3 separate regions of the Mus musculus genome follow, and regions 1 and 3 are each linked to region 2. Evidence: chromatin loops called from intact Hi-C (ENCODE). Cell type or tissue: heart. All regions are shown on one strand. Links, peaks and the distances in the headings refer to the core of each region. The heading gives the core; the rest is flanking DNA.

Region 1 (10,434 bases), core at 1,455-9,454, 68 kb before region 2:
AGGATGAGGGTCTTAAAGCCCACACCCACAGTGACACACCTACTCCAACAGGACCACACCTTCTAATAGTGCCACTCCCTGGGTGGAGCACATACAAAGTACCACACAGCTCATTTTCTACTTCTTATTCTGTATTCTGTCCAAGACTCCAGCCCAGGGAATGTAGCCACCGCAGTTAAGGGTGGTTCCTCCCTCCTCTGTTCGTCTAATCTAGCAAATCTCTCACAGGCATGCCCAGAGGCTCGTCTCCTCTAGGTGATTCTAGAGCCTGTCGTGTTGACATTACAAACTGTATCTTGGCATTAGGTGTGCCAGGAAGCCAGGCAAGCAACAGGCAAGCAGCTGCCTCTTTGGTAAAGGCCGTGGGAGAGTCAGGTCTGGAAGAAGCAGTGATTCTCAGATCTCAGGCACCTCTGATCACTGCAGACCACAGATCAAGCCTGTGGCCCAGTATCTCGGGTTCATCCCTCTAGACAGCTGACATGTTTGCTCAGCTTGCAGAAGAGCCAGCTGAGATGGTTTCATGTGTGTTTTGATTCCCTCCCCTCACAGAATGGGTTGCTTTTTATGAGAAGTAAGCAGTGTGTGAGGACATTTCTAGGAAGTATGAGTCACTCTAGATAGGAGACACAGCACAGTGGGACACTTGGGGGACAGGATTGGAACACAAGGGCCAACTCTCAAGGTTGATCTGAACCCCTTCAAGGGATCCCTGCCAAATTGATTCTACCACGGACTGTGGTACTGAAGGACTGGATGCAGCAGCTGTCACAACCACAGGACACTGAGTGCCTGTAGCCTTCAATCAGCATTCATCGTAGCAAAGATAATTAACTGCAGCTTAAAGGAGTCGAGTCCCTGGGATCTCCTTCTTAGCCTCACACCAGCTTGAGATCAGTCGCCCTCAAGTGGGATCAGATCCCACTTTGTTCTGCCACCCGATTTCCCAGAATGCCTCAGTACAGTTTGCCACTTTCCTTTCTGACAAAATCCTGGTCATCTGTGCCAGCTTCCTCAAGAGAAGAGGGATTCCTTTCTCCCATGGGAGGCTGCCCTTTGGTCATTCTCAGAAGTCAATAGGACCAAGACATCAGCCCTTAGGAGCCTGTGACAGGAGGGTCAGAAGTGGGGAGCTAACCTGGGCTACATACTATCTCAAAAAGGCTTTTCTTAATCCATTCGCCACCTATTGGTCTAGACCTGCTTGTTTTAAGAAGTGAATAACCATTTTTGGCTGTTAGTAAGTTCATTTGTTTCTGGCCAATTGCAGTAGGGTAGTGTGGCTTAGGCAGGGAAGCAGCAGATGCTAAGTTCCAGGGTTAGAAGAGAAATGTTATTGAGGGAAAACAAGGTACCAAAGACAAAGGGACAATCTATTATTATTATTATTATTTATTTTATGTATATGAGTACACTACAACTACAGTTGTCTTCACACACGTCAGAAGAGGGCATGAGATCCTATTACAGATGTTTGTGAGCCACCATGTGGTTACTGAGAATTGAACTCAGGACCTTTGGACAAGCTGCCAGTGCCATGTCTTCAGCCCCGCAAAGGGACAATCTTAATGGAAATCTAATGCAGAAGAACTTTAGATACCTGACCCTAAGGAAGACACACAACAGTCCAAAGAGGCCAAGGGGCAAGAACAAGGGTAGACCCCAGAATCTAGAGCCTGGGCTAAAGGTCAGAGGTTGAGGGGGAAGGGTGCCAAGTTCTGCTTCCTGTTGTTTTTCCCAGGTAAATTGAAAAATTGCTATGTAATCGGGCTGTCTGTGGTGGTTCATGCCTCTAATCCCAGTATCTCAGGATGCTGAGGCGGGAAAGATTATGCAGAGTGCAAGTCCAGCCTGGGCTACATACAGTACAGAATGAACTCCAGGTCAACCTGGGCTACCCTACCTCAAAAAAGAAAAGAGAAAGGAAAACCATGTAATAAATGGTCTGCTTATTTAATGGATATCAAGGAGCAGTAAATAATTACTGACATTGGATGCCTTCGCATGGAAACTTCTAGGCGATCCCAAGGAGATAAAATTCAAGACAGAACAAACTGCTAACCTTGTGCACCTTGATGTTTGTGCACAGAACCGGACAGACTCGCAGCCTCTGTGGCGCCTCCTTTATTCTCAAGGTATTTTTTACGTGTTTCATTTCTGGTTGGAAATACCCAGGCTTACAGAAAAGTGGCGGATTTGTCTCTACTTTAGCTTTCCCAGATGCTTGTACTCTAGCTCAAGACAGTTTCTCTCTCTCTCTCTCCCAGTATGCGTTCCCTGGACTGCTGAAGTGTACCTTATAGATAGAGTGTGTTCACCCTGCGCATGCCATTGCATGGTGCTCAAAAGCCAGGACTTTACTCTCGTAAACCAAGGGAGAATTATCAAAATCAAGGATCAAGCATGAACAGACTGGCATGTTCACCTACAGCTCTCCCTCAGCGTTTGGCCCTTGTCCCACTAAGGTCCTGCATTCTGGGGCAGGCAGGTCAGGGCTCCAAACCCCAGATGTGCAGCCATTGGCTGGGAGAGCATGGTGTGCTGGCTGTGGCGGGTTACACAGCTGGGGCTGTCAATCATGTAGCAAGAGATGTAACTGATGCATTTCCATGGTTGTCATACGTTTTCAGGGGCTGGAGAGATGTTCAGTGGTTAAGAGCACATGCCCTTCTTGCAGAGGACCCAGAACCCACAGGGGAGCCCACAACCGCCTGTATCTCCAGCATTAAAGAATCCAATGCCCTCATCTGGCCTCCATAGGCTCTGCATGTAAACAGCACACATGGATTATGGAAAAGTGGCAAAAGGCCATCCAGCAGTCCCCTCCCCTCTCCGGAAGTTAGGAAACACAAACTTTGATTCAGCTAAGCCTCTGGAAGGTGGGTTTCCTGTTAACTGGCTAGGAACTTTTCTGGCCTAACCCTCTAAGCACAGAAATGCTGTGTGCAGGTGTGCCCACGCAGACACCAGAACAAAAACAAAAAGGAAGAAAACATGACTTTTCCTTCTCTCCTTAGCAATGCATTATATTTTTATCACTTATTTATTTGGGTGGTTTTTAATAGACATGACACCTCTCTTTAACAATTCTCACAGGATCATAGAATTGTAGAGCTGCAAGAAATCTGAGCGATGATCTCATCTAACCTCCCTACACACATGTAATTTAAAGAACTGTGTTCACACATAACAGAAGAAGCTATGAAAAGGAGGAGAGTGGCCTGGGGGAAAGTAGGCAAATACCCTACAGTTATCCCCCACCTGTTCACTGTGTGAACAGTCTAAATGGGTGTCCATCAGTGTACCCAGTAAAGGATGCTTCCTACAGTACCTTCAGCAGTCAGTCATCAAACTGTGTCTGTGAGAGAGAGAGAGAAAGAGTGTGTGTGTGTGCATGAAAGGAGTGTGTATATATGTATGTCATATGAGTGTGCCTGTGAATGTGTGTGTGAGAGTGTGCATGTGAGTGTGTATGTATGTGTGAGAGAGTGTGTGTGTGAGTGTGAGTGGGTATGTGAATGTGTATGTGAGTGCATGCATGTGAGTGTGTAAGTATATGTGAGAGAGTGTGTGTGAGAGAGCATATGTATGTATGTATATGAGTATGAGTGTATGTGTGTATGTGTGTGTGAGAGTTGTGTATGTATATGAGTATGAGTGTATGTGTGTATGTGTGTGTGAGAGTTGTGTATGTATGTATGAGTTTGTGTGAGTGTATGCATGTGGGTGTTTATGTATGTGTGAGAGAGTGTATATATGTGAATATGAGTGTGTATGTGAATGTGTGTGTGTGCATGTGTGAGTGTATGTATGTGTGAGAATGTATATATGTGAATATGAGTGTGTGTGAATGTGTGTATGTGAATGTGTATGATGTGTGTGAGTGTGTGTGTGTATGTGTGTGTATGTGAGAATAAGTTGGTAGCTGAATGTGTGTGTGAGTGTGTGCATATGTGTATGTATGTGTGAGAGAGTGTGAGTATGAGAGTGTGTGTGTATGTGAGTATGAGTGTGTGTGTGTATGAGTATATGTGTGAGTATGAGCGTGTGTGTGTGTGTGTGTGAGTATGAGTGTGTGTGTATGTGTGTGTACATGTGTATGTGTTATGGAACATCTCTTTTAGAGCCTGGTACTTTTAAGGCAAGCACTGCATTAAGCAGCACTGCCAGCCCGTCTTCAGTGCAATGTTCACTTTTCAATGTTAGAACTGTACACTGTGGTGGGAAGAAGCAAACTCTTCGGTGTCAGCCTTAGTGGATTTTCTTAGAGCCCCCAGCCCCTGCTAAGAGTGGGAGCTAGTGATCTGCCCTTTTGTTTGTTCTTGGAGGGTTTTGTTTTTGTTTTTGTTTTTTTGTTTTTTTGTTTTTTTTTGGTTTGTTTGCTTGTTTCTTTGATTTTTTTCTTTGATCCTTTGATTCATTCTTTGTTTGAATCTTTCCTTCTTTGCAGTGATAAGGATTGAACCTCAGGCCCCTCACATTCCTGCCTTCTACCCGTGAGGTGTACCTTAGTCCATGAGTTGTCCTTTCTTTGCCTTAGGAGGCTAATATGGCAGCGCACACCTGCATTTGGGAAGTGGAGTCAAGAGGGTGGGAGTTCCCGGGAGATCAGGCTTGGCTACATAGTGAGTGTGAGCACAGCCTGGGGTAGGAGGCCCTGTCTTAAAAAACAGAGAGGAAACAAATTAAGCCAAGTGTGGTGTGGTGGTATACATCTTTAATCCTCGCACTTGGGAGGCAGAAGCAGAGGCAGCCTGATCTACATAGTGAGTTCAGGGCTATGGAGAGGGACCTTAAGAAAGCAAGCAAGCAAACAAACAAAAACAACAGAAGAATGCTTATAGGAGTCCCTACTTCCTAAGGGACTTGTGACAACTTGGAGATACCAGCCTTCTTTCTTTTACTACAGTGTGACAATTACTAAGGAGGTCATGTGCAATGGTTACACCATTTTGAGGACGTGTGGACTATAACTTGAACTGCATTTGTGGGCCTTGGGTACCCGAGGGTTAATGAACTTTGCACTCAGCTTTTCCCTGAATCTGACTGGGGCGCCAGCACACATGCCTTTGCATTCTGGGCAGGAGACGAGGCCTCAGATCTTTGGAGACCTTTGAACCTAAAATTGCAGCAGAGGGAGGGTGATTTACTCAAAGGCTTTATTCATGTTGCCACAGACACGGATCCTTTCTGTAGCTTCCCTGTGTGGAGTTACTGTTTCTCAGCAGATCCGATCTGTGGGGGCTCTCAGGAGCATCTCACACTCTCAAGTCAGGGCCTGCAGCTCTCTGTGAAGCTCCTCTTGTCAGGGATGCAGAGCTGTTCCCTAAAGACCATAGGAAGTACTCTACACCTTAAAAGGGAAAGCTTTTTTGGGTCTGTGCCCACCGGAGTTGTTCCATGCCAGAAAGCAACAGAAATGAATTCCAGCTGTCCAAGAGCCCAGAAAAACTACCACCTTGAAGCAGATCCTGAAGGACTCGTTCCAGAGTTGGGAGGGAGATAGCTCAGTGGCAGAGTGCATGCTTACTAAGCACATGGCCCTGGGTTTGATCTCTCGAACTGTGAATGAGTGAGTGAATGGATGATAAACTAACTTACCCCAAGGAACACTCAGCAACAGAAATCAACTCAACAGTGGAAAAGTTATCCTATGAATAGACTCTGAGGTCAACACTGAAAGCAACGAATAAAGCCAACCTCCCACTCACACTCTCCCAAAGTAACTGTGCTCGGACTATCTGCTCTGTGCGCTGCTGTTCTTGACAGGTTGGAAGGGCACACATACTGGTGATCTTTAAAGACAGTGGAATAGAATTCTGCAGGAAAGTCCTAGTCCATCTGAAAAAGAGCTTTTTAAATTTTAAAAATTTTATGTATATGAGTACACTGTAGCTGTACAGATGGTTGTGAGCCTTCATGTGGTTGTTAGGAATTGAATTTAGGACCTCTTCTCGCTCCGGTCAACCCTGCTTGCTCCAGTGTTCAAGTCAGCCTGCTTGCTCAGTCCCTGCTCGCTCCAGCCCAAAGATTTATTTATTATTATTATATATAAGTACACTGTAGCTGTCTTCAGACACACCAGAAAAGGGCATCAGATTTCATTACAGGTGGTTGTGAGCCTCCATGTGGTTGCTGGGATTTGAACTCAGGACCCTCAGAAGAGCAGTCAATGCTTTTACCCACTGAGCCATCTCGCCAGTCTTGAAAAAGAGTCTCATCAGCAGTCCACAGTAAGCCACTAACACTGGTTAGTCACTGTCAACTTGATACAAATTGGAGATCCGTGGGAAGAGCCACCCTTAATCTAGGGATTGGCCCCATCAGACTGGCCTGTGGCACATTTCTGGGTTAATGGTTGATGTTCAAGGTCCTGGTGCAATGGAGGCCATGCCATCCTTGGAAAGGCGGTCCTGGGTTGTATAAGAAAACAAACTGAGGAAGCCACACACACCAGCAAGAAACATTCCTTCATGACCTCTGCTTCCGTTCCTGCCTGGAGTTCCAGTTCTGGCTTCCCTCCACTGTGGACTCTAGCCTGTAAGCCACCTAAGCTCTTCCCCAAGTTGTTTTTGGTCAGTGAATTATCAAAGCAACAGTAAAGCAAACGAGGACCTGAAGTATAAACAGGATATTTCTGGAAATCAAACAGGTCCCTTGTTTGTGTTTATTAAGTGGGAATTAAGAATGCTTTAATAGATTAATTGCACTTCCCCACAGTGTAAGAATGACACACATATTGAAAACATTACCACAACTCTTCCAGTCCCACTCCCAGCCCTCAGACACCCAGAGGACACAATGCAAATACCCAGGAATCACTCCAGTCTGTAAATTATCTGCTGTGTAATTGTAGTCAAGTGACCTTCGTGCCCTTTGCTCAGAGCCTTGATTTATCTGCATTCCTCAGGAAAGGGAGAGAGGGGAGCCATTCTAGCTCTTTCTCGCTTGACCTTGGTGAGAGAAAGGGCACTCAGGAATCTGCTTCTGAAGGGTAGACCATTGTATACTTTCACCAACCATAGCATGGAGTAACACTGTAAGATAGACCAAAGAACCAGGGTAGACTTGGGAGAGCTGGAGGAACCCAGCCTCTGCACAGATGGGCAGAGCCACAACAGCTGCCCAGCATAGTGGCTCTGCATGTGTGTGACGTGCTATGTACAGTTCTCAGAGGAAAGCTTACAATCTGCAGTTTTTCCCCAAGTGGAGTGAGAGACACTCAGAGACATGAATCTGCTCATAGGAAGTGAGAGAGCAGGGTGACATGGGAGTTAAGTGCACGAGAAACATTGGCTAAAGTGTCACAGCCCAATGTCAGAACACTTTCACTTACCCTCCTCCTGCCCTGGCTCCCCGGCTCAGTAGCCTGGAGGGCAATCCTCTGAAATCCAGCAGGCAAGCAGCCCACAGAGGAGCAAAGCAAGATTGCGACCCCCCCAAAAGGACACCTCCATTTATTGAATTGTGAAGTTCCCCGGAGAACTGGGCTCTAAACCCTTGTCTTTGAGTTGACTCAAAGCAGCCTGTCCCCGGGAACGTTGTCAAAAACAATCCAGAGCACAGCTGGCTGAGGGAGCGATTACAGCCAGAAGCTGACCAGAAAACTAAGGAGAAGCTAGGGAAGGGAATGCTGGAGGAGGCTTTAAGACATTCTAACGTGACTCTGGAAATCTGTGGGTTGCAAGTGATAGGTCTTTGTATCATGCCCAGACAAGTCTTAAATGAGTAGAAAGGCATCCTGCACTGATGGGCTGCAAGGTGTAGTATTAAGACAATGTTTCCTAAGCCGTTGACAGGTTCAGGGCAACACCTACCCAAATCCCCCTCCCTTGCTCTTAAGTCCGTTCTTTGATCCATATAGAAGTACAGCAGACCCTGAAGCTCCACAGCATTTTTGAAAAAGAAAATTACAACTTGACATACATTTCTCAGTTTTAAATACAGTCACCTACAGTAATCGATTCAGTGGATCCCAGCCTAAGAACAGACAGGTCAATGGAATCCGACCGAGTCCAGAAAGGAACTGCTGCGTCTGTGTTTAGTGATTTCAACAGCACGCTGACACAACTCAGTGGGCAAAAGAATGGCTTCTTCCAGTGTGTTGCTCAGGCATGGTGGTTCATGCCAGTAGCCCAAGATCAACCTGAGATTAACCCCTCAAATTGGGCTGAAGAAATAGAGCTTACAGAGGACCTGGGTTGGGTTCCTAAGCACCCACATGGGAGCTCCCCACTATACCCCTCTCCCATTCATTCACATGTCTTGGGCTTTCTTGCGACTCAGAGCTTCTGACAGTCTCTCACTAGACTCAGCCCCAGCTCAAACTTAGGAAAAAAAAAAAAATAGGAAGTTGGCTGCAGTGGCATTTGCCCATGGTCCAGACACTGGGGGGATGGGGGCAGGAGGATCAGACGCTCAGGGTCATCTTGGGCTACACAGCAAGTTTGGTACATCCTGGGCTACACGAGACCATGTCTCAGCAACTGAATTTTGGTAGGGCATTCATTCAGTCATTTTATCCCCATATCATAACAAGTTTTATACCTGGCAGCGTTACTGGATCATACAACAACCATATTTTTTATGAAAATGTTCCCAACAGTTTTCTCTCATGGATAATCTTATTGGTCCCTGAGATAGTTCAAACAGACCATTTCTAACCTTAAAGTGGTCACTCTCTCAACTCCTGTTTAGACATTAAGAAATCTTCCCTGACCTTCCATTCTAAACCAAATGTACCTAGGCTGTGGGGCAGACAGTACCATGTCACACCCACCACGATACTTTTTGGTGCCGGGCTTACCCTCTTGCTCAGACTGCGCTGTGGAGAGGGGAGTGTGTGTCTTATTCTCTGGCTCAAGGATGAATGTCTGAAAGGCACTGGTGAGAAACTGACACTGACTGAATCCCAGCCTGCTTTCCATTTGAACAGCAAACATTCCATGCTTCAGACAAAGTCTTTGTAAATCAATTTATGGAGTCACTGAAGAATGGCATGTAGTATGTATATATACATATATCTATGCATGCAACACAATTATTCATGCTGATCATTTTAGTGAAAAAAACATGTACTTAGCATAAATAAATATATATAACTAGCATAAACAAGTATATATTTATGTATATATTATGAATATATATATAATACTGATTGAGACTCATTGTTTACTCCTGGAACTCTAGATAGAGTAGGTCAGCCTCAGTCCCATAGAAATCCAGCCAACTCTGTGCAGGGATACTGGGGATAAAGTCATGCACACAATCTCATGTGTGTGTGTGTCTGTGTGTGTGTGTGTGTGTCTGTGTATGTGTGACTCCTTTGATCTATTAATCATTTTTTTGTTTGTTTGTTTCTTTCGAGACAGGGTTTCTCTGTGTAGCCCTGGCTGTCCTGGAATTCATTCTGTAGACCAGGCTGGCCTCGAACTCAGAAATTCGCCTGTCTCTGCCTCCCAAGTGCTGGGATTAAAGGCATGTGCCACCATGCCCAGCAATCATTTTATTATTAGAACTGAACTGAATTCCAATGTATAATTTTGAGTTTAGTGTCATTTTTCTATTGACTCAATGTTTGTGTAAAAATTATAAAAAATGTATTAACCTTTACTTATATGACACACACATACACACAAGGGAGGAATAGTTTATTTGGCTCATGGTTTCAGAGCTTTCTGTGGTGGGAAAGAGGCTAGAGTCCAAGTATAACCCTCAAAGACATGTCTCCCTCCCTATGACCTACTTGCTTCAGCTAGGCCTCATCTAAAGTTTTCAGACATCCCAAAACAGTAGCACCAACTGTGGACCAAGTGTTCAACATCCAAGCCCTTGGGGGACGTTTCAGACTTGGATCACCACAGAGGCAGGTGCCATGTTTAACCATATCCATCCTTTCTGCTGTCTATCTCTTTCCAACTCCTGTAACCCCCTTTCCTTCCCTAGAAGTCTGCCTTCTTCTCAAGCCATCTCCCCTCTCTCCCTACATATATGAGCAAAATGTGTTCCACTTTCCTTCCTGCATCTGGTTAATTTCACATAACATAACATAACATAACATAACATAACATAACATAACATAACATAACATAACATAATTCCTGTTTCACCCACCTCTTGCAAATGACATTCTTCATTATAACTAAATAAAGCTCCACTGTTGACACAGGCACCTAAGCTGATTCTATATTTTGGCTATCAAACAGTGACACTGTCTGACACACACACACACACACACACACACACACACACACACACTTTTCTTTTAGTGTTCAGTGATGAATCTGGGGACTACCCACTTTGTCAAAATAGAAACTACACTCATACATACAGTAGCTGAGGCTCATCTTGAGACCCTCCTGCCTCACTTGTATTTTGGATTACAGGCCTGTACCACCATGTCTGGCTCACTTCCTAAATTTTAAGTGTAATTGT
Region 2 (10,434 bases), core at 811-8,810:
AGAAAACTAAAACCAAGGCATCATTCATAGAGAAAAAAAAATAACAGAAAAAAATCTCTGCTTGTGACTGTTAAGAAAAGGAAATGCCAAGCCTTGGACAGTGTATTTGTAAAGAACACACCTGTTAGAGGGCTTGTATCAGACATCTGTGATGATTCTCAGAGCTCAGGAAAACCCAATTTAAAAGCCCAAGGGAAAGCCAATCATGATAGCACATGATTGCAATTTCAGCACTCCAGTCAGAGAGAGGAATATTTTCACAATTTCAAGGTCAGTCTGTCTGATTAGGCCACTCGTGGCTATATAGTGAAACCTTGTCTCAAAACCAGAAAAACCAGCCAACTAACCCCCAAAACTCATGAGAGACAAGAGACACATTATGTAAGAAATTGTGTGTTTGGCAAATGGATGCTGAACATCACCTGGGATGAAGGAAATGTATACTAAAGCCACCCAAGGGAACAGCATACCTACTGGGATGGCTAAAACCTAAAAGACCAAGTACATGGAGTGTGGCTGGAGAGCGAGCAGGGAGTGCTTGCTTCCTGCATTGCAGGGAGCCTTACTGCATTACCATCTCAGAAGCAAAGCCTGTGCTTCTTAGCTGTCTTCCTTCGCCTCCTCCCCACTAACAATGAGCTGCCTGTGTCTAGACTCAGATGTATAAGTGGAGTCATAGGATGAGTGCTCTTTTGAGACTTTCCCCTTTCACATAGCATAATGTTTGAAAGATCCATTCATGTACTATGTGATTAGTACTTTCCCCATTTATGGCAAAATAAATACTCTACTGTATGGATATATCGTATATTATCCGTTCATCAGTTGGCAGGGTTATTTCCACTGTTTGGCTATAGTGTTGAACCCTGTGAATGCCATTGTACACACTGCTGTGTGGCTTGTGTTTTCCTTTCTCTTGGGTATCTACTGAGGAGTGACATTTCTAGTTCATAGTGTAACTGGGCTTAATTATCTGAGAACCATCAATGTCTGTAATGTCAGGACGACAATGTCATTCCTATCAACAGTATAGGAAGCTTTCAGGTTCTTTAATCTTCACCAACACACTATTATTTGAACCCCTGTGGTTTTTGTTGTTTGTTTTTGAGACAGAGACTCTCTACATAGACCTGGCTGTCTTAGAGCTCATTTATGTAAACCAGGCTAGCCTTGAACTCATAGAGATCTGCTTGCTTTTGGTTCCTCAATGCTGGGTTTGCCACCATGCCCAGTGGTCTTTGAGTTATAGCTGTCCTAATGGGTGTGAACTGTCACCTAGTTGATGGTTTTCCTTGCATTTCTATTTCCTTGGAAGTTTACTCACCCCATTCAGTGGTGCAGCAGACAGGGATCTGGTTTTGGATCGTAACTCTATCCCATTAACAGGTTTCTCTTGTATCTATGCTACTTTGGCTCCTGCTTTGTGGTCAAGGTTGAAGCCAGCACTGTGAGTCTTGGAACTTGTTGCTGTTTTGGGTCTCTGGATGTCCACAGGAACGGTGTACCCCAATCATCAGTTTTTAGCAACAAGTTGGTTGAGTTGCTGAAAAGGACTGTGTGGAATCTGTACATCAGTTTGAAGACTCTGTCATCTTACCTCTGCTATGTTTTTCAATGCACATGAATAGTTTTTCATTTGGATTCATAAATTGAGGTGGGGGGGCTGGAGATTTAGCTCATTATATAATGTTTGCCTGACAAATCCTACGCAAGACCTTGGGCCCAATTCCCAGTATTTCATTAAAATTTGTTTTCAGAAATATTTTTGCATGTCTTTAAAACCATTCCCTTAAGTTCTTTATTCACTTTGCTTTGAATAGAAATGAAATTGTTTTCTAAATTTGATTTTTGTATTGTCCTTTGCAAATGTGTACAGATACAATTGTTCTTTGAGTATTGATCTTGTATCCTATACAACCTTGCTGAGTGCATTTATTAGTTTTAAAGGTGTGTTAGTGGCCTTAAGATTTTCTTTATAAAGTTCAGGCCATTTTTGAGTAGAAATAGTTTTAAGTTTTCTTTTATTATTTGCATGCATTTAAAATGTTTTTAAGAAACATCTTCACATAATGTTGCAGAAAGAGCTTTGTTCTCTAAATGGTATGTAGTTAAGGTTTCTAACTTCCTGTTCTCTCTCTCGCTCTTCTTCTTTTCTTTTCTTTTCTTTTCTTTTGACAGGACCTCACTATGTAGCCCTGGTTGTTTTGAGGAACTGGCTATATAGACCAGGCTGGGATGTAAGGTCTGTTACCATGCCCAGCATCCCGGTTTCTTACCTTATCCTCTTGTATCTGTATTGTGTCTTTCTCATTGTATCTGTTTTGTGTCTTTCTCATTGTATCTATTTTGTCTTTCTTATTGTATCTGTTTTGTGTTTTTCACATTGTATCTGTTTTGTTTCTTAATGTATTTCTCATTGTATCTGTTTGTTATTGTTCCCATTGTATATTTTGTACTTTCTTAATGCATCAAAGCACTCTTACATTAGATTTTTTAAAGGAAAGGGGAAAGATACAGAAACAACCTAGATAACTTACCTAAAAAACTTAGAATGAGTAAACCTAGAATGCAAAGGTTTTGTTTTTACTTAACTCCAGAATTAAATTTAACAGTGTCACCTCTCTGAGTGTAGATCATGTGATCTCTTGAGGGCACTAAGGGAACGAAATTAAGGGCCTGATGGATGTTGTATTTTCAGGAACCTTTAATAAGAGACAGTTACTTTCTACCAAGGTGCAAGATTCACTTGGAAAATCTCTCCAAATAATCAGGGGTCCCACTAAGAAGGGGCACTGATCTTACACGAGGAACAATGTTAAACATTCATCATATATCTTTTCTGAAATGAAAAATTGAAATCACTTCTAGGCTTACTAACCCCTTGGGCTTGTCACTGCCCTTAGGATCAAGTACTAAATTCTGTCTATGGAAATAATTGATTATCCATAGCCTTAGTCCCAAGTTCCATCTCCACTCAACATTTATAGAATATGTAAACATGTATTGATCATTCAACTTTATTGAATATTGCAAATGTTGCTCAAATTCCTCCCTAGGGGAGGCATTAGCAGCATCTACCCTTCCTCCTAAGGTCCACAGACAAACCGAGGCACCACGCAACCGAAGTTCACTCTGGAAAGCAGTGAGTTCATTGGACTTCCTTGGATCACAGGTGAGGGGTTACTTAGTGAAGGGTAAGTGCTCTTTTCTTAGAGGCCACACTGAAAACTAACATGACCCAGCAGGGATGAAGGCTTTCCACTAGTCACACAGATGGATCCCCACTCTCCTAGCTTCTCAGCCTATATACACTCTAGCCTTTCCTGGAGGCCACATGCAAGGAAGGCAGATGCACATAGAAAGCGTGGTAGTAAGTGACTGGATACCCAGTGTGGGGCTCCTGAGCCTCACTCCCCTCTCTGAGTGAGATAAACAGTCAGTAGCCACAGCTGGGATGTTCATTTGCACCAAGATGACAGTTGTTTGGCTTGGAGGACAGTCCTGTTCAACATGTACGGTGTGTGCTAGAAGCCAAAAGGCAAGAACTCTTGAGTTCATAGTCTATTGAGAGATGAATATTACTATGACAACCTCTTAACGGCCTGGTTCATCTGCAACAATGGCTGGGGTGAAAGTAAGTCACAGTTCCTGCCTGTTGTCATCTGAGGTTATATATAGCACCGGGCCTCTCCTTTTAATCTTAAAAGGTTTAAGTTTGAATAAGAAATTATTCGCACCCCCACCCCCCACCCCCAACCGAAGAACAAGAAAGCACTGCATTAGAGTCACAGAGGAAAGGTAATTCTTGTTTTTGAGAGCTCTTGCGGAGCACTCGAGTGACATCTTACAAACTCGACACTGTGTAACGGTGTAAATGAGGTCCCTATTCTCAAAAGACATCTTCTCTATAGAACAGGGAGTAATCAGAACAAGTTAGTGCTGTTCAGGTCTGAGTGAGCCAGAATCTGGCTTTACATCAGAGCCTTCCTCTTTCAACACACTCTTCCCTAGGTTCCACCGCCAAGGGTGGAATTCACTCTAGGCAGCTTCTAGCTCCTCACTCACCTACCAGAGCAGCCCAGCATCAGATCAGCTACTGGTGAACCAGTGCTAGTCACTTACCCTCAGCCAAAGACTGGACAGAGAGCATCTGAATCCCGTAGCCAAAAGTGGGTTCCCAGAAACTTGGATGTTTGAAGTCTCAGGTATGACTCTCAGATGCCCGCCCTAGTTCTCCCCCCACGCCCCTGCCCCGTGGGCGCGTTCATGTGGGCTAAATACAGCCCTTCCCTTGCCTCTTCCCCTGCGCTTCAAGTCACCTACTTTCCTCAACTCACGTGAGTAGCTATCCTCACGTGATCGTGGGTCTACCATGCGTGGACACCCACAGCGCATTACACTTCTCCCTGTTAAGCCTATGTCAGATGTATGTACAAGGACCCCGCCATTTCGCCTGCCACTCAGACACTGTAATTATTCCAACATCTGCTGGGGGTGGGGGTGGGGGGAAGTCCTTCTTAGTGGTGGAGGAGCCCTCCCAGTTCCCTGTGCTGTGAGTCGCACCCACTTGTCACCCGCTTCTCGCCTTCGCTGTGCACCACACCCCGCAGCCAGGATTGAGCTTGCACGCCTCCGGGCCCTGGGTCATCCGGTCTGTCTCCGGGATCCAATATCACGTCCACTGACCTCTTCGCACCAGTAACCTCTCCAGTGTGACACGGTGGGAAAAGCTCTGGAGCAAGCTCACAAACGGCTTAATTTTTCCAGCGAGCACTCAAGTTTTTTTAATTAATTAATTAATTTCCCTGTCCCCAGCAGCGGTGGTTGGGTCGTTCACGACTAGGTCCTCTTTTTCTGGAAAAGCGGTCCCCAGCCCGGCCGCACACCACAGCGACGGCTTCCAGCAGCTGGTTTAGTCTCCTTTCTGATGGAAGGCCCAGCAGACCGGCAATTCTTTCCTCGTGGGGCGCGCTCGGCCCTAGTAAGTTACCCACCGCACCTTCTAAGAGGGCTCCTCCGGGTGGGGCGTGTCACCAGGTCAATTTTCCAGAGGTACAACCTCTGCACCCTGCGGTCCCCTAGCCTCCCTGCCCCACCCCATAGCAGCCCCAGGTGCCGGCTCCGCGCAGCGCGTGGCAGCTCGGGGTTGGGACCTCCGCGCCTAGGCTTTTACGCGGACCCCAGCACGTGTTGCAACAGGGGGAGTGTCGGGCAGTGTCCCGGCACAGGACGCTTTAATGGGACGGAAGAAAGCCACAGGAAGGAAGGTGGCTGACTTCAAAGCGTATCATCTTATCAGCTGACCAGGATCACGGTTCACCTGCTGCGTTCGTCTGCTCGGCTGGGGCTGGGGATCTCTCTGCACCCCCGTCCCGGGGCAGCTAATGGTCGAGTCCAGGCGGGAGGCCATGTTGCTGGAATAAAGCGGGCGGGGCGGCGCGGGCGAGCAGATGCGGCTGGAGGCGCGCGGGAGCCGGGCGCGAGCAGGGCGCAGCCGCGAGGGAGGCGCGGGGGAGGCCAGCGGGAGCCGGAGCACCAGCAGCAGCCAGTGTCGGTAAAGAGCAGCCAGAGCCACAGTCGCGATGGCCGTGGCGGTGGGGAGACCGAGTGTGAGTACTGGGGCCTCACTTCTCTAGCGTGCTGATCCCGGGGCGCCGGGTGGTCTCCGCTTCGGGGCGCGTGCGGGTGGAGACTTGCGGGGATCAGGAGGGGGGCTCTGGGTGGTGGCTGTTGGGGGCTGTGGGTGTGTGCATGAATTTGGGCGCGCGTCTGGGGCGGAGGGGAGCTTGGGGAGCCCGCAGGCTCAGAGCCTACCTGATGCAACATTAGATCGCTTTGGCGCGCCCCTGTTTCGGGGATGTGGGAAGAAAAGGACCCTTCTGTGAGGCGCCCTTAGAAGAGATTGCTTGAGCTGCTGCTTTCCCCAGCTACCTCTCTCTCACGGCGCACAAGGCTTAGCTGGTGACAGAGGAGGAAGGCGCTGACTGAGGAGGGTTTCCTCGCGGTTCTCTCGCGCCCTGGGGGCGATCCGGGCATGAGAATTGGGTGCTGAAGCGCTGTGTCACACGGCCGTAGAAGCGGGTCAAAGGGGTGGGATTTCCGTGGTGGTTTACTCCCCCCCCCCCCGGGTGCATTGTGAAATTCCGGACACCCTCAGGCGCCCACCCGGGTGACCCGGGCCCTGCCCAGGATGTGGACAAAGCCCTAGGCACACACACACACACACACACACAAAGTTTTCAAAGGGCTCCCTTTCGGGGTGGGTGGAAGTCCTGAAATACTCTGCGGCTGGCAGGCCGGGGGCGGCAGTAGTGAATACGGGGCTCCGGGAAGAGGAAGGGAGGGTGCGTGCCTGGAGAAGTGTCCCAGCACCCGAAGTCAGAGAGGGGATGCTCTGGGCTGGGGTACGCGCCACGGGCTGTGCCTCTGGGAGTGTAGGCTCTGGGTTTCCAACTCCGGCAGCCAGCTAGAGCGAGTAGGACTTTGAGGATGTAGTTTAGGGTCTGCTCTCTAGCCTAGGGTGAAAAGGAGGGAAGGGGCGGTGGCGGCAGTGGCCGCCTTTCCTTTTTATTGAAAGGAGCCAAGCCCAGTGGGAAAGGCGGAGTCCTCTTCTCTCGGGTTTTCTTTGTCAACGTTCATTGCCCACTTTTGCCTGGTCTGCCCTGGGGGCGACTCCGGGGGAGTCCTTCCCTGGCTAGTACCCCATCTTTTTTTTTTAAATTTTCCCTTTCGAACTTTGCAGCTAGCTTCAGGTGGTGGCCTGACATTTTGCAGATACAGAGAAAAGTCTTAGATGTTGAAAGCTGCCAAACCCCAGATGCTGAGTCTCTTGGCTCTCCCCACTTACATCTCTACACACACACACACACACCCTTCTGCACCCCCTGAGGAGTCTTAGCCCAGCAGGAAGTTCATGGGGTCACTGCAACATTACCTCAATTTGATGGTTTTGCTGCAGTTTGAGGTTCTTTGAAAGACTTTTCCCCCCCACAATCAGAAAATGTTCCCTGGTCATCATTAAGTGTTTGTGTGGGTCTTTTTAGACCTTTCAAACTCTGTTAAATGACACATTCTTAAGAATTTTGGCTTCCTCTTCAAAACACAAATTATGCCCTTGTTGATTGGTGCGAGGCTGTCCTTACTGAGGGGATTTGCTTAGTCTCTGGGCTGACCTCTTTATTACTATGGTAAGGAAATCAAGGTTAACTCTTGGCCTTATTTTTCAGGGCACAGATTCAAAGAACTAAAATAACAATGTATGTTTTAGAAGCCTCTGCAAGTGTCTGGGAACCCACTTATCCTGTGTAGGGGGTGGTCCCCCCCCCCCCCCCCCAGTAACACCTATCGCCAGTGCATTCTTGAGGGCTGGGGGAGGTGGTCGGAATAATTTGCTGCACATTTCCAATAAATTAGTAAGTTCATCTATGTCAATTAAATAGGAACAATATGTGAGTTTGAGATTTAGCTGTGTGGCTGTAATTATATCCAACTCCGTGTCTGCCCGCCATATGTGAGCTTACAACCACAGAGTCCTTCCTTGTGCAGGACCTTTCGTTCAGATAGTAGGGGAGGGGAGGTTCTGAAGGCATGTGGATACAGAGAAGATCCCTTCTTTATGCAAATTCTCTGTCGTCACTGCAATTAAGATGGAATTACTTAAAACCTGAACATAAGACACTGGTTCCCCAGTCGTAGGAGTGGTCAGGAATGGACTCTGAAGTCGGATAAGACTTTGGGGAGACTGCAGAGCGTGGTCAGACTGTTTCAGTTTGTTCTCTGGAATATGGAATTGGTGTGCTCAGAACAACTCCCGTGAATGCAGAAGAGTCCCCAAGCCCAGCTCCTAGATGGCTGTGCTGCCTCTGTAATGTTGACATTTTTCTACCTCTCCAATCCTTCTATCTGCTCTGTGGTTTGGACAAAAGACCGAAAGGGGATGGGGAAAAAGAAAGAGGTACTATGAAGTGGACTTATTCATGAATGGAGTTCCCTTTAGTTCTTTAGAAGTCATATAAAAAAAAAAAAAAAAGAAAAAGAAAAAAAGAAAAAACCAAAAAAACCAAAAAACAGAGTTGTTGAGGAAGACATAAATCTTTCTTCTGTCTGTACAAACCACTGCTCCCATCCAGAGAAAAAGAATGTAATCCGAGGAAGGTGCTCTCAGTTTTAGACATTGTAGGGTGACATTTGCTGTGAGTAAAAAGTCAGATTTAACAAACAGAGGTACTTGTATATAAATGTCTGGGTTTTTGTGGTGGTTTTATACCATGTTGTGAATTGAATCCAGGGCTTGTGTTTCTTGCTCAGCCTACCACTGAGCTACACCCAGTTCATCAGATGCTGTGTTTTCTGTATCATGAAATGTATATAATCAGTTACAAATGCTTACCTTTCATGACTAGATTCATACCTCTCTTCAGTAGAGAGATACATTGTTAGTGACCAGGCAAAAGGTGTAGGTTTAATGTGGTACTGTTTGTTCCATATTTAATCTGCATCCCTAGCTTGTCCCATGTCCCCACTGGCCTTGGGCCTTGTCCCCGAGAAGGCCCCAGAGCATAGGTGCTGTTTCCAGAGTGTACCTAGTTTAGCAAGAGTGCTCCTCTCTGATTGATATGTCTCCATTTTGGATGGGTTAGTATTTCTGTATCCATATCCTGACACAGCTGTTGATTTCGAACAATGTGTGGTAATTACTCTACTTGGGAATCAGGCTTTAGGTAGATGAACAGTCTCTCTTAGAGCACGGCATTTATGGTACAGAGTCTAGGAACCGAAGAGAACTTTAGGAATGTTACAGTGTTGTCACTCCCTCCATGCAGAAGCATCTTACTATTTTTTTCCTGACAAAGGGCCTGTTTCAACTTTCCTAGTGGTGTAAATGGCCTGTGATGTCCTTCAAGGAATTGGTTTCATTGCCCTTTCATCCACTGTACTAAAAGAAATGGAAAAGCAAGTTACTTGCCTGTCCACTTGGTACCACAATTGGTTGTTTGCCCACTTAGTAGTAGTGCTGAGGACCTGCTTTGTGTCAGTTTCAGTCCTCGGGTTAGGGATCTGCTGTGGACAGTAAGCTCCCTTCTGACCTGCAGCAGTGGTTTATTTACATATGTATTCTTAAAAAAAAGATTCAAAATCCTCCTGTATTTATGGTGACAGACTTCTATGGAATTTTTAAACAAGGGAGACAGAAAGCCTGTTGGTGACAATGGTTGGGGCTCAGGTAGCCTTTTTTTCTGAGTCACTTCAGACAGTTTTTACTAAAGATACACTCCTGGAGAGATGGGGTTTGTGTGCGAGGAATTAGTGACATCAGATCCTGTTTTCTTTTGTTCTAAGTTGAATCATTTCTGGGATTTGAAAATGTGACAGCAGACGGAGGGATCTGGATTGGTGAGTCTGGTGAAAGGTTAACACAGCTGGAAAAGTTCCGGGCTGAGCCATCAAAACAGTGCCTGGGCTCTGTGGCTGGGATGTAGTCTAACAGAAACCAAATATCTCCTTAGCGAGTGCTGTGACCTCTGTGCCGAGAAGCAAAGGGTCAGGATTAAGAACCAGGAGACCAGTTTAAAGTACAGTAGTAACACTCCCTTTAAAACTGTCTGAGAACCAAATAATTTCCTTAAAAAAGATCTTACATGACCTGTACCAGTGTGTCTGTACTGTTGTGGGAGTCAGACTCAAGAAATTCGTTAGGGAGCGGAACACACCATACGAACCACTGTCAGGTGACAGGTGCCGGTGGTCACTATTTCCGTTAGCCTCTAGAGGCTTACTTCAGCAAGCATAACCCTTCTTGCTTAAACTGCTAATTAGAAACTAAGCTGTGCCTGGCTGGCCCCACCTGGCCAAGGGGACACTTTAACTCTGGACGCCTAGCGTTGGGGTGGCGGGCTGTCTCTGTTGGGATGGTTGGACTCTCCTTTGCCAGTTTGGAGGGCCGGCTTTGATTGATTGCCAAAGCACTGAGGGGTTCTACCCATGAAAGATGGCACTCTGGAGGGAGCTTCAGTTTTTTCTCTTTATGGGATCTTAATTTGGATGAGGTGGAGGAGGCTGGTTTGCGGTTTTAACCTTTTACTGCGACTTGTCTTTTGTGGCCTTGGCTACCCCTTGTCGACGTTGGGGTCAGCAAAGCTGAGCCAGTATTTAAGACTCAGCGAATCTGAAGCTTCTATCCTTTTTCCCAAGGAGAGCTTCTTTATAATATAACTGATACCCTCCCCCACCTCTTTTAAATCTAGATCGACAGAAGACTCTCTTCCAACTAAACAATACCTCGGCTGACCCTGCTGGCAACCCAGTGCAGCTTCTGTTGAGCGGAAAAACAGTGAAGGTGATACAGGCAGGATTCCAAAAAGAATTTGCTGGGTGATCAGAAATAAAATTTGCGTTGCCTGAGTTAGAAGTCAGGAGTGTGTTCCCCGATGTGGC
Region 3 (10,434 bases), core at 806-8,805, 51 kb after region 2:
CAGGGAAAACAAGCTTGGGGAAATGTTTTAGGGGCTCTACCTTTCAGGAAGAAATGCTCTAAGCCGGGTCTCACAGTAGTCTGCTTTTGGAGGGAAGCTGTAAGAGGAGGAGGTTCCGGGGTTGGTAGTGAAGAAGCCAGGGAAGGCTTGGACACCAGGACATCCGTGTATGTCACAAAGATCTTGGAAATAATGGCTAGTGATGTAGTTCGTGGTGTCTCAAGCATTTCTTCTCTTAAATTCCAGAATGAAGAGCTGCGAAACTTATCACTTTCTGGCCATGTTGGATTTGACAGTCTGCCCGACCAGCTGGTCAACAAATCCACTTCTCAAGGATTCTGTTTCAACATCCTGTGCGTGGGTAAGTGACGGTCGCACCTGTTGCAGAGAAGGGGACATGATGGTTGTGGGAAGGAGGGTGATTGTTTATTACCTTTGCCTCCAGTGGAGCAAGCTAATAATCATGGCTGTCCCTGGGAGGCACCCCTGTGAAGAGTCGAGCTATATTTGATAAGCGCTTTGTAGTTTTGTGGTGTTATTCAAATTGTCTTCATTTCTGTTCTGTGGTCACGCATGCAACTGGCCAGTCTTATACTGTCATGAAAACATTTGTCTTAATTTTTCATGGAGAAGGGGAGCTGGACCTTAGTTAGACTATAGGAAATGGAAGGAACTCAGGTATGTACTGTAAAAGCATCCAAAAACCTTCAAGCCAGTGCTTCTCAACCTGTGAGTCCTCACCTCTTTGGGGGGCTGGAGGGGTCATCTGATCCTTTTATAGTAGTCACCTAAGCCCATTGGAAACATCAGATATTTATTATGATTCCTAACAATAGTAAAATTACAGCTATGAAGTAGCAACAAAAAATAGTTTTATGGTTGGGGGGGGTCACCATTGCATGAGGAACTGTGTTAAATGGTCGCAGCATTAGGAAGGTTGAGAACCGCTGCTTTAAGCAGTGTGTTCCTCAAGTCTCTAATCTCTTACTGTAAATGCAACTTCCCCTGGGAGCCTTCTAAAGACTCATCAAAGCAAGAAGAGTTAAAATGACTTTTGACACTTCAGTAAGCCTTCGCTCTCAGGACAGAAGCAAAATCCAGGCTTCTATCTCTATCTGACCTGGTGTTCTTCAACTGGGATCAAAATTTAACTTTGTTTTATTCCTTAAAGAGATCTGACTTGCTCCCTCCATAGGTCTTATTCACGTGGTCCTCTTCCCAGTGAGTGTCCTGCTATAACCCAGGTCACCTCTAGCCTGGGGGTAACGGTGGGGGGCGACTTCCTTCCTCTCTTCAGATGCATTCATCTTAAATTAAGAAGGGAAAGGTAGAAAACGGCTGACAAACTTGAAAAATCAAAGTAATAAATCTGTTATCTTGATTAAAAGTATTCCTGAAACCCCTGTCACTTTGCAGAGCAGTGAGCTGGTCTGCGCTGGTGTTTTTGTTGTCACAGGCTCCTTGGCATATTCTTCATGACGTCACGTTGAGACACAGGGAAGCATTTCACCGTATGACACCTCCCTATTCCCCCTACCCTACTTTTCCCTACCCCCAACCCCTCACCCCCAGTCTAAACCCGACAGAGTGTATTAGACTGACAAATTGGAAGGCTTTGCCCTCAGCATGAGGAGCAGGTAGGGAGCAGATGCCTTTCTTCTTCAGGAGCCTGTCAACATGTAGCTGGCATGCAAGACACATGAAAGTCAATAGTGTAGCATGTGACAATCTGCCAGTGGCCTGGGCCAGCTTGTTCTCTGGCACCGTGTTTTAAGCCTTGGAAAGGAGAATGGCGGGAGAGACCTGGCCAAAGCAGCCGCCTCCTGGTCTCCCTGTGTGCAAGCCTTTTGATATGGAACAAGTTACAGGCCCTCCCGAGTTACAGTTGGTTCTACAGAGTTGTACTTTTGGTATGTGCTCACTGCAAAGCTGGGCAGTTCTTCCTCAGTGTAGCAGTTTGCTGATTTTGTATTGGAAAGTGTACTAAATTATAACTCCGGGCCAATTACTGTTCTGACTTCTCTCCTAAGCCTCCCAGGCTCTCTCCAAAATCGGCTTCATGAGTTGATCTGAGATCTGCGCTTTGTCTCCTGCACCGTAGTGGAGAGCTAGCCCATGGGACAGGGTATGATCTAACTGGGTACATGGCATGCATGGCTCGGTGACTGAGCCCTCATGGTAAAATAGCATTGTTTTGATGTAGGTTGGATTTTCTTGTATTAATGGTCTCCTGTTAGATTTAGAAAAAGTATCTGCCTTGCTTCCTGTCCTGGATAAGTAGTAGTACCGTGATTCATACCTGAGCAGTTGTATCTATTCCTAAGTTCAGCATTTCAAAGTAATTAACATAGCACGTGCTTATTATTGAAAGTTATAAACCTTGGACCTGAATCTTACTCACAGATAACCCCAGGATGCTTCTAGGATGCTTTCCACCTCTTTGTCTGTTAAGAAATTCAGTCTGGTAGCTTGTATCACAACCAGGGTGTATCCCCTTCCAGTTGTGTAGGCAGAACTCGGCATGGGTCTGTAGGTGGCCTTCTCCTTAGGGAGCATAAATCCATTACTTTTTATAATTGCAGAGGATGCCCGCACCCTTAGTTCCTGGACCCTTTCCCTCATTTTCAGTGCAACCAAAGCCTTTATTTGATTATCGTTCTTACAATAGGAAGTTCTTTTTCAGAGACTTGGAGAAATCCAACTTAAGTGTAGCTAGGATTGCCTTCCCCCAGGGTAGGGTCAGAAAATAGCATATTAAATAATACAATTAAGAACAACTGGCTGGGGCTGGAGAGAGATGGCTCAACCATTAAGAGCGGTGGCTGTCCTCTAGAGAACACAGGTTCGATTCCTAGCACCCACATGGCAGCTCACAACCATCTGTAACTAACATTTGCATAGACACACATACAGGAAAAATACCAGTTCACTGGCTCCAGGGCTGGGGACATGGCTCGGTGAGCAAGCACACTTGCTAAGTAAGTGTGAGGACCTGAGTTCAGATCTCTAGGGCCTCTGTATAAGCTGGGTGCATCATGCACCTCTTTGAGATGGAGCTGGAGCTGGAGGCAGGACCTTGGGGGACAGCTGGTCTGGCAGACACAGTCAGAAAACAAGAGACCCTGTCTCCAATGAAAGGCCACGGCTTTCACACCCAGGTGCTCTTACACACACACACACACACACACACACACACACACACACACACACACACACAGCGGGTTCCCAAGATGCAAGCATGAGTTCAAAACACTGCCCACTTCATGGTGTTGCTTGCTACTGCTGGCTTATTTGTGTTTGGACATTTCCTTTCCAGCAGTCTGGCCTCCAGAAATTACCAGCAGGGAAAGAACAAGCCATTCCCTGACACAGATCACTGAATACCACAGATTTTTCTGAGTGTGGTTCCCATCCTGTCTGGGAGTGGAGGTCAGTGTACTCCAAAACACAAGGGGCTCCCTGCAGGAAAGAAGACCTTCTCAGAAGGGAGCTTGGGGACAGATAAGGACAGATAAGGACCGATCGCAGGAGCATAGGTGTCTGGGGGTGTGATTTACACAAAGGACCATGCTGTTTCTGGCCTTTAATATTTTTGCTCTATAGTAAATCCTGGATATCCTTCCAAGGTAGGGTATGCAATTCTCCCAGTTTCCTTTGGAGTCTCTATAATTTGGCTGTGGTTTGAGTCTGTCCTCCTAAGAGTTCATATCTTGGGTCCTAGCCTTGGTGCAAGTCCTGAGACATTGTGGGACCTTTAAGAATGGTGTGTCTGTGAGAGGAGCTTAGGTTTTGTCTACAGAAGGGATTAAAGTGGTTCTTCTGGGTCTCTGATTCTGATCTGAGAGGGCAGTGATGGAGGTTTATTCTGGCCATCCCCCAGCCTCTGGCTTCTTGTCTGACCATGAGCTTTCTTATGTGTTCCTCATCCATGTTATCAGATCTTACGAGTCTCCATCCCACCCTTTCCCCGGAAAGGCTGGAAACAGCTCATCAGTTAAAATGAGTGAAAATCAAGTTGACCCCAGAACCAAAGGGGAAGCCCAAGTTAGAATCAGAACTCGAGGCCTGTTGTCAGACTTGTCTGCAACAGTTGTCATATTATGTGCCAAACACAAATTAAAAGTTTAGTGTGTGACAGATTTATTAAGTTAAAAAACAGAAATAATTACCTCAGACAAAACTCACCCAAGAAAATTTCATATGTATTTTTCAGAAAAGGGGCACTGGTGGACGTTGTGGTTAGAGTTTGGGAGTGAGTGTTCCTGAATACAATCAGAGGCAACAGCACAGTGTGTCACGTGGCCTTTTAAATCCCCTGGCAGGCTGGCACTATGATGCCAAGGCATGTTTCATCAAAGGCCAGTGTGTGAGGAGTAATGATGTAGCTTTCAGCTGTCTGGTTACCAGCACTGTCCAAGAATAAACTGTGCTCTTTAAAGGAGGCCAGCAGACCCCTGTGCGCAGCTTCGCACCTAAGTAGCTAGGTTGGGGACTTAGAGTGAATGGTCCAACTCAGGCTTCTGTCTGATCCATCTGTAGCTCTGGCTGTGTTTAACATCCACCCGAGAGCCGGGGGCTGGAGTGAGCCTGAGAGTAAACAGAAGGGTAGGAATACTTCCCTCCCCTTCCTCATTAGCAGGAACCACAGAAACAGGAGCTGCAGAGAGCACTCCACCAGTGTCTTCAGTGACTGCCGAAGCTATGAGCTCAGGGTGATGAATTGATGACAGAACGTCAACACAAGGTACAGGCCACCGAAGTGGCAAGTCTCTGTCATTCGATCAGTTACACGGCCAGCCGTTTTGACTTTCTGTTGTCATTAACAAGTGCCTCCCCTGTGCCTGGTGCTTTGCTGTGAGTTTGAAATGGTGTAGTGTTGGTGTCAGACACCAATTTTCTGAAGATGCCATTAGTTAATCAGCATGCAAGCAAAACACTCAGACACACCAAATAAAAATAAATCTTTTTTTCTTCTTCTTCTTCTTAAAAACCAACAACAAAGGAGTGGGGAAAAGACATGTTTTTGCTTGGGAGGAACTTCAAGGTATAGACAGGGCCTTGCAGTCAAAGTTTACCAGTGGTTCTCAACTTGTGGGTCACAACCCCTTTGCATATCATATTTTACGTTATAATTCATAACTGTAAAATTACAGTTACAAATCAGCATGCAAGCAAAACACTCAGACACACCAAATAAAAATAAATCTTTTTTTCTTCTTCTTCTTCTTAAAAACCAACAACAAAGGAGTGGGGAAAAGACATGTTTTTGCTTGGGAGGAACTTCAAGGTATAGACAGGGCCTTGCAGTCAAAGTTTACCAGTGGTTCTCAACTTGTGGGTCACAACCCCTTTGCATATCATATTTTACGTTATAATTCATAACTGTAAAATTACAGTTACAAAGTAGCAACAAGAATAATTTTATGGTTGGGGGGTGTCACTGCCACATGAGGAACTATATTAAAGGGTCTCAGTATTAGGAAGGTTGAGAACCACTGGTTTAGACAGACGATTCAAAGGCTCATGCCCTGAAAATCTCCCCTTTGTCAGGCATGGTGGTGTGGGCCTCTCAGCCTTACACATGGGAGGCAGAGGCAGAAGATCTTAAGTTTGAGGCTTACCTGGGCTACATTATGAGTTCAAGACCATCCTAGGCTACAAGGCAAGCAAACAATCAAACAAAAGGAATAGCCAGGTGTGGTGTACATGGCTTGGTTCCCAGTACCCTGTGAGTTCAAGGACAGCCAGGGCTGCACAGTGAGACTCTGTCTCAGAAATAAAGATAAACAGAAGATGGCTAAAGAACAGCAAATGAAGGAGTTGGCATGCAGCCGAGTGATTAAATACTTGTGTAGCTTAAATAGGACTCCAGACCTGCAAAGAAGACAAAACCCCCTGGGTTTTCTGTGGCCCCTTCTACCTCCAGCTTCCCAGTTTCCCACTGCCGGCGTTTGGTGAATCACACCAGCCTCCAGCTGTGTAGCCGTGTCTAATTACAGCTCTCAAAAGCACAGACCTGGAAAGCAAAATACACGGAAATTTGGAAGAAAGTGGGTTTTTTTTTTCAACCAGTTGATTAACTCTGTACTATAAGTAGGGTCCAGAATCCTAATTGTTCACAGTTTCTACCTTAATATAAACCATCATTAGGCACAACTGTGTCTTTTTAAAAAGATGACTGCTGGTGTTCCCAATCCACACGCGCTTAAGTGATTCCCATCCAGTAAAAGGAGGTGGTGTTTCAGTCTCAGCCTAGCATCCTTGCCTTGTAAATGCAAGTTTTATTGCTGTCCCTGGGGAAAGATGAGAGAAATAGGTCACTCTCCTGACAATCTTTGGCACAGTGGAAACTTCTGGGGGCTGGGGGACACTGCTTGCCTCTTGGCCAATGTCCTGTAAGGACAGTTTTCCGAGAACCAAGTGGTCCCCGTGCATCGTGTGCTCACAGTCACCGCCATCAGCAGGCTGTCTGCCTACCAGAGTCCTAGGCTCCCAAGGGAAGACTCCTCTTTCTTATCTCTGTCCATCAGACAGTAATTTTGTTTTGCTCATAGCTAATCTGTGTGAAGATGAGTCTTGGCTGTGTGCTTGGGAAGGGCCGCTCTTTAGGAAGCCAACTGACTTATATTATTTTTATACTGGTGTGTGTGTGTGTGTGTGTGTGTGTGTGTGTGTGTGTGTGTGTGTGACATACGCATGCACGTATATTCAGGAAAGTAAGAAAGCTCAAACTTAGTCTCAACTTCTCTCCAGCCAGATGCAGAGCCATCTGGAATGACACTCAGGTCATATCTGAGGTTTGAGCTGCCACCCGCTGTGTGCATTTACCCTGAAATCCCCACACTCAAATGCTGCCTTTATAACTCAGTTTCCAGTGCCTAGCCCCTTTGTACTGATCTCTTCTCCTCTCCCATATTCCCAGCTAGTGCTTGGTCCCCACAGCTTCCTTGTGCTCACAACCTTCCCTCTGTCATCATCTCAGCCCGTTTACTTCTCTCTGTACACTGTTCCTTATGCCATGACAGTGTGCTGCTGATGGTCTCTCAGTCAGAGAAGTTCCACATGGATGGCTCTCCTGTGTAGCATCACAGCAGCCAGGCCTCTGCGCTTGCCTTTGGGTAAGAGGTGAAGCTGTAGGCCAGTTTTCTGTGGAGACTCCCACAGGGAGGTCACAGGGGAAAAGGTGTGGTCTTGCTCTTAAGAAGAATGGCCAGGCACCAGAAAGAATGGCAGGCACCTCAATTGCACCCTTCAACCAGAGTCTGATTGGTATTCGGTTCTGTTCTAGACCAGATTCAACGATACGAGAGAACACCGTATCAACCTAGTTCATTGTTGTGCTTTCTGAAGTTGGCACAGGGCAGTGTTCATAGTAGGCACTGGAAAAATACTGGCTGGTTGAGGGCTGATAGAGGAGGAAACTCTATGATCTTAGATATATCAGGGACACAATGGGAAAGGTTAAAGGGTAACAGAAATGTGCTTGAACAATGTTTATTGAAGAAATGAATCAAAGCCTAAGTGGCAAACCGCATCAGACCGTTCATCAGAATGAGCCCAAACCCAGAAAGCCCCCTACCCACTTTGACATTGTGTTGGGAAGCAAGGATTATACTAATATAAAGTTCTAATCACTCCGTTTTGTCCACCTAGTGAGAAAATTGCCTTAAGGCTGCAGGTTGCAGAATCCCTCCTTTCCCTTGGGGCTGAAAAGTGAATGCCTCTTGCCTTCAGCTCTTCCAAGAACACTGTCAGGTCAGGGCCAGGATTTGCTGAAGGGGACTGATATGTGTTGACACATTTAATTGATCTAAGAGGACATTTTGCTGATGACATTAAAAAGGAGCACTTTCTGGCCAGTTACCTTGAGTTTACCCTCCTCCTCTTGATAATCATGTCTGCACTCAACCACACCACCAGAGACAGGGACCCAGCAGATGAACCAGGGTTATGGGAGACTTATGTGTGGTCCTAGGCTGAAGGCTCAGAATCTTCAACACATCCTGGCTTCACGTTCGAGCTGCCTGGTTGGACTGATACTGTTGTTTTGCTGTCCTTCCCTCTGCTTTGTGCATCTGAGGAGCCTGTGTCTTGACTTGAAATATCACTGTGAATCAGTCAAGTCATTGCTTCGAGTCCCGTTTCAAATATCGAAAATGTGAGCTGTGAAATTAAAAAACTATTAAGTCTTTGTTATCTTTGTTATGTTTGTCATCTCTGCTCTACAGAGGAGAGGGGAAGGGGGGAATGGGGGAAGGGGAGGAGGAGAGAGACCGAGACAGACAGAGGTTTGGCAAAGACGCCTAGCCATAGCTGTAACAGAGAGTTGGAGTGAATCTAAACCCTAGGCCCATGTAAACTAGGTTAAAACCCTGGCTCTGCCATTTTACATTGTGACCTTAAATAAGATATTTAGGAGCCTAAATGCTGTGTCTGCCAAGTGCAGTGAAACTACAATGCCTAGGGGAGGAGGGTGCAGGGAGTGTTAATGAGAGACTAAGTAAGTAGAGCCTCCTATCTTGGGCCTGGCACAAAGTAAGCACTTAGCAAGTTTAGTGGTTATTGTTATCACAGTGATGTTTTGAAATATACAAATCTTTTTAAACATTAAATCCACTAATGTATTTTTCTCTAAGTAATACACTTTACAGATTGAGTTAGTAGAGAGAGAGAGAGTTTTTATCCTTGCGGTATACAAAGTAGCCATGGGGAGACTCACAGGTACTGGCTACCTAAGGGTTAAAAATGTCTCCTCCCCCCACACTGCATTCTAGTGATCAAGCTCAGGGCTTGTGTGCCAGGCATGTGTTCTGCCAATGAGCTGTATGTATTTTCAGCTATTTCTTTTTATTTTGAGGCAGAGCCTCACTAAGTTTTCAATGTGTAACCCTCCTGCCACAGCCTCCTGAGTTGTGGCGAGAGCAGGCTTGCACCGCTAGGCCCGGCTGTGAGAAAACAGCCCTATCTGTAAGTTCAAGCCCCACTTCTACCGAATTCCTCATATTGAATTTAGAGACCATTCTAAGAAGTGTTCCCTAGATCATCCAGAGAAAGAATTACGGCATTTACAGTGAAATTTCCCCGTTATGTTGTCTTTCCGTTCATGTTGACCAGATATCCGGTCGGTCATATTGCCCTCCCCGCTTTTTAACCTGGCTTTGACTTTTCTTTTGTGGTTATATAGGTGAGACAGGTATTGGCAAATCCACATTGATGGACACTTTATTCAACACCAAATTTGAAAGTGACCCAGCTACTCACAACGAGCCAGGCGTCCGGTTAAAAGCCAGAAGCTATGAACTCCAGGAAAGCAACGTACGGCTGAAGCTAACAATCGTTGACACAGTGGGATTTGGAGACCAGATTAATAAAGATGACAGGTACGTCCTAACAGTTTTGTAGCTCTAGAAATGGGCTAGGAGGTAGGAAGCTCTATCTCAAGAAGGCTCCATCCCAGGTCAATTCCGAGGCCTTAAGACTTTGGGCACAGAATTACCAAATTGTGTGTGAATAGCAACTAGGAAGGTTAGTTGAGCCTAATGAGGAATTTAGCCCAATTGGATGCATTAAAATTTTCTCTACAGAGGCAGTATTACCTAATTATGTAATTTATGCTATAAAATCCTGTGTGTGTATGGGAAAACAACTCCTTTCTTTCTTTCTTTCTTTCTTTCTTTCTTTCTTTCTTTCTTTCTTTCTTTCTTTCTTCAAGATTTATTTATTTTATGTATATGAGTGCAGTGTAGCTGTCTTCAGACACACCAAAAGAGGACATTGGCTCCCTTTACAGATGGTTGTGAGCCACCATGTGGTTGCTGGGAATTGAACTCAGGACCTCTGGAAGAGCAATCAGTGCTCTTAACCTCTGAGCCATCTCTTCAGCCCCAGAGGATAACTCTTAATTAAAAAAGTAAAATATCTTAAAAGCATTTTGGCACAGTGGTTTTTGAATACAGATCGAGGTTGCCCGATACCAGTGGATTTTTATGTAATCATAAAATCTGGCTCTAATTCATCACATAAGCTGGAAGCTATATTGTAGAATACTATAATTAGTTTTTATTTTGTAAAACACATGGCCCACAGCACATAAATGTGGCTCTTCATGGTTTGCCTCTCCTTGAAGGAAGCTGTTAATTCTTAAAGCTTGCCAGAGTGTAATGTGTATCTCACCTCAGCTCTCAGGGTCACCCCCTCGCTCCTCTCAAGGTCAGTGAACCTGTCCTTCAATCTTAACTTTGGACGTCTTGACTGTTGAAAATAGGCCATTTGTTCTCAGTCTGTTATCTGAACCTCTGGTCTATAAGCCCCTGCTTTAGTTTCCCTGTAGTCTAAAGGAAATGGGTCTCTTTACAGTTTGGCCAAACCACGGACAGAAACCTAATCTCTACCACAGTGCCTATAACTTAGAGAAAACCACAAGGCCAAGGCTGG

The links. Hi-C counts contacts between places; a loop is a spot of excess contacts. Peaks named below come from ENCODE experiments on the same cell type or tissue, not always from the same donor. Only the 100,000 strongest peaks of a DNase experiment are listed, where the experiment ranks them.
Region 1: a loop joins it to region 2, with 1.9 times the contacts of the local background. A loop is called at or near these places in 3 of 42 quality-filtered maps.
Region 3: a loop joins it to region 2, with 4 times the contacts of the local background. A loop is called at or near these places in 14 of 42 quality-filtered maps.

Annotation. Positions count from the first base shown.
Region 1 is chr5:93,019,767-93,030,200 of GRCm38, forward strand. No RefSeq gene overlaps it. Among named protein-coding and RNA genes, the nearest start is that of Gm25521, 12 kb to the left of the region's middle. In heart, for the core only: no CTCF peak of the experiment used is centred there; DNase peaks (open chromatin) are centred at 5,395 and 7,505; H3K27ac peaks cover 3,122 bases.
Region 2 is chr5:93,087,989-93,098,422 of GRCm38, forward strand. Septin11 (septin 11) reads left to right here and starts at 5,428. Exons shown (of 10, transcript NM_001009818.2): 1 at 5,428-5,609. The coding sequence starts at 5,583. In heart, for the core only: a CTCF peak has its summit at 4,928; DNase peaks (open chromatin) are centred at 4,593, 5,143, 5,463, 6,203 and 1 weaker place; H3K4me3 peaks cover 4,673 bases; H3K27ac peaks cover 3,322 bases.
Region 3 is chr5:93,139,203-93,149,636 of GRCm38, forward strand. Septin11 (septin 11) reads left to right here. Exons shown (of 10, transcript NM_001009818.2): 2 at 247-361; 3 at 9,185-9,380. Among named protein-coding and RNA genes, the nearest start is that of Septin11, 51 kb to the left of the region's middle. In heart, for the core only: no CTCF peak of the experiment used is centred there; DNase peaks (open chromatin) are centred at 1,769 and 3,309; H3K27ac peaks cover 814 bases.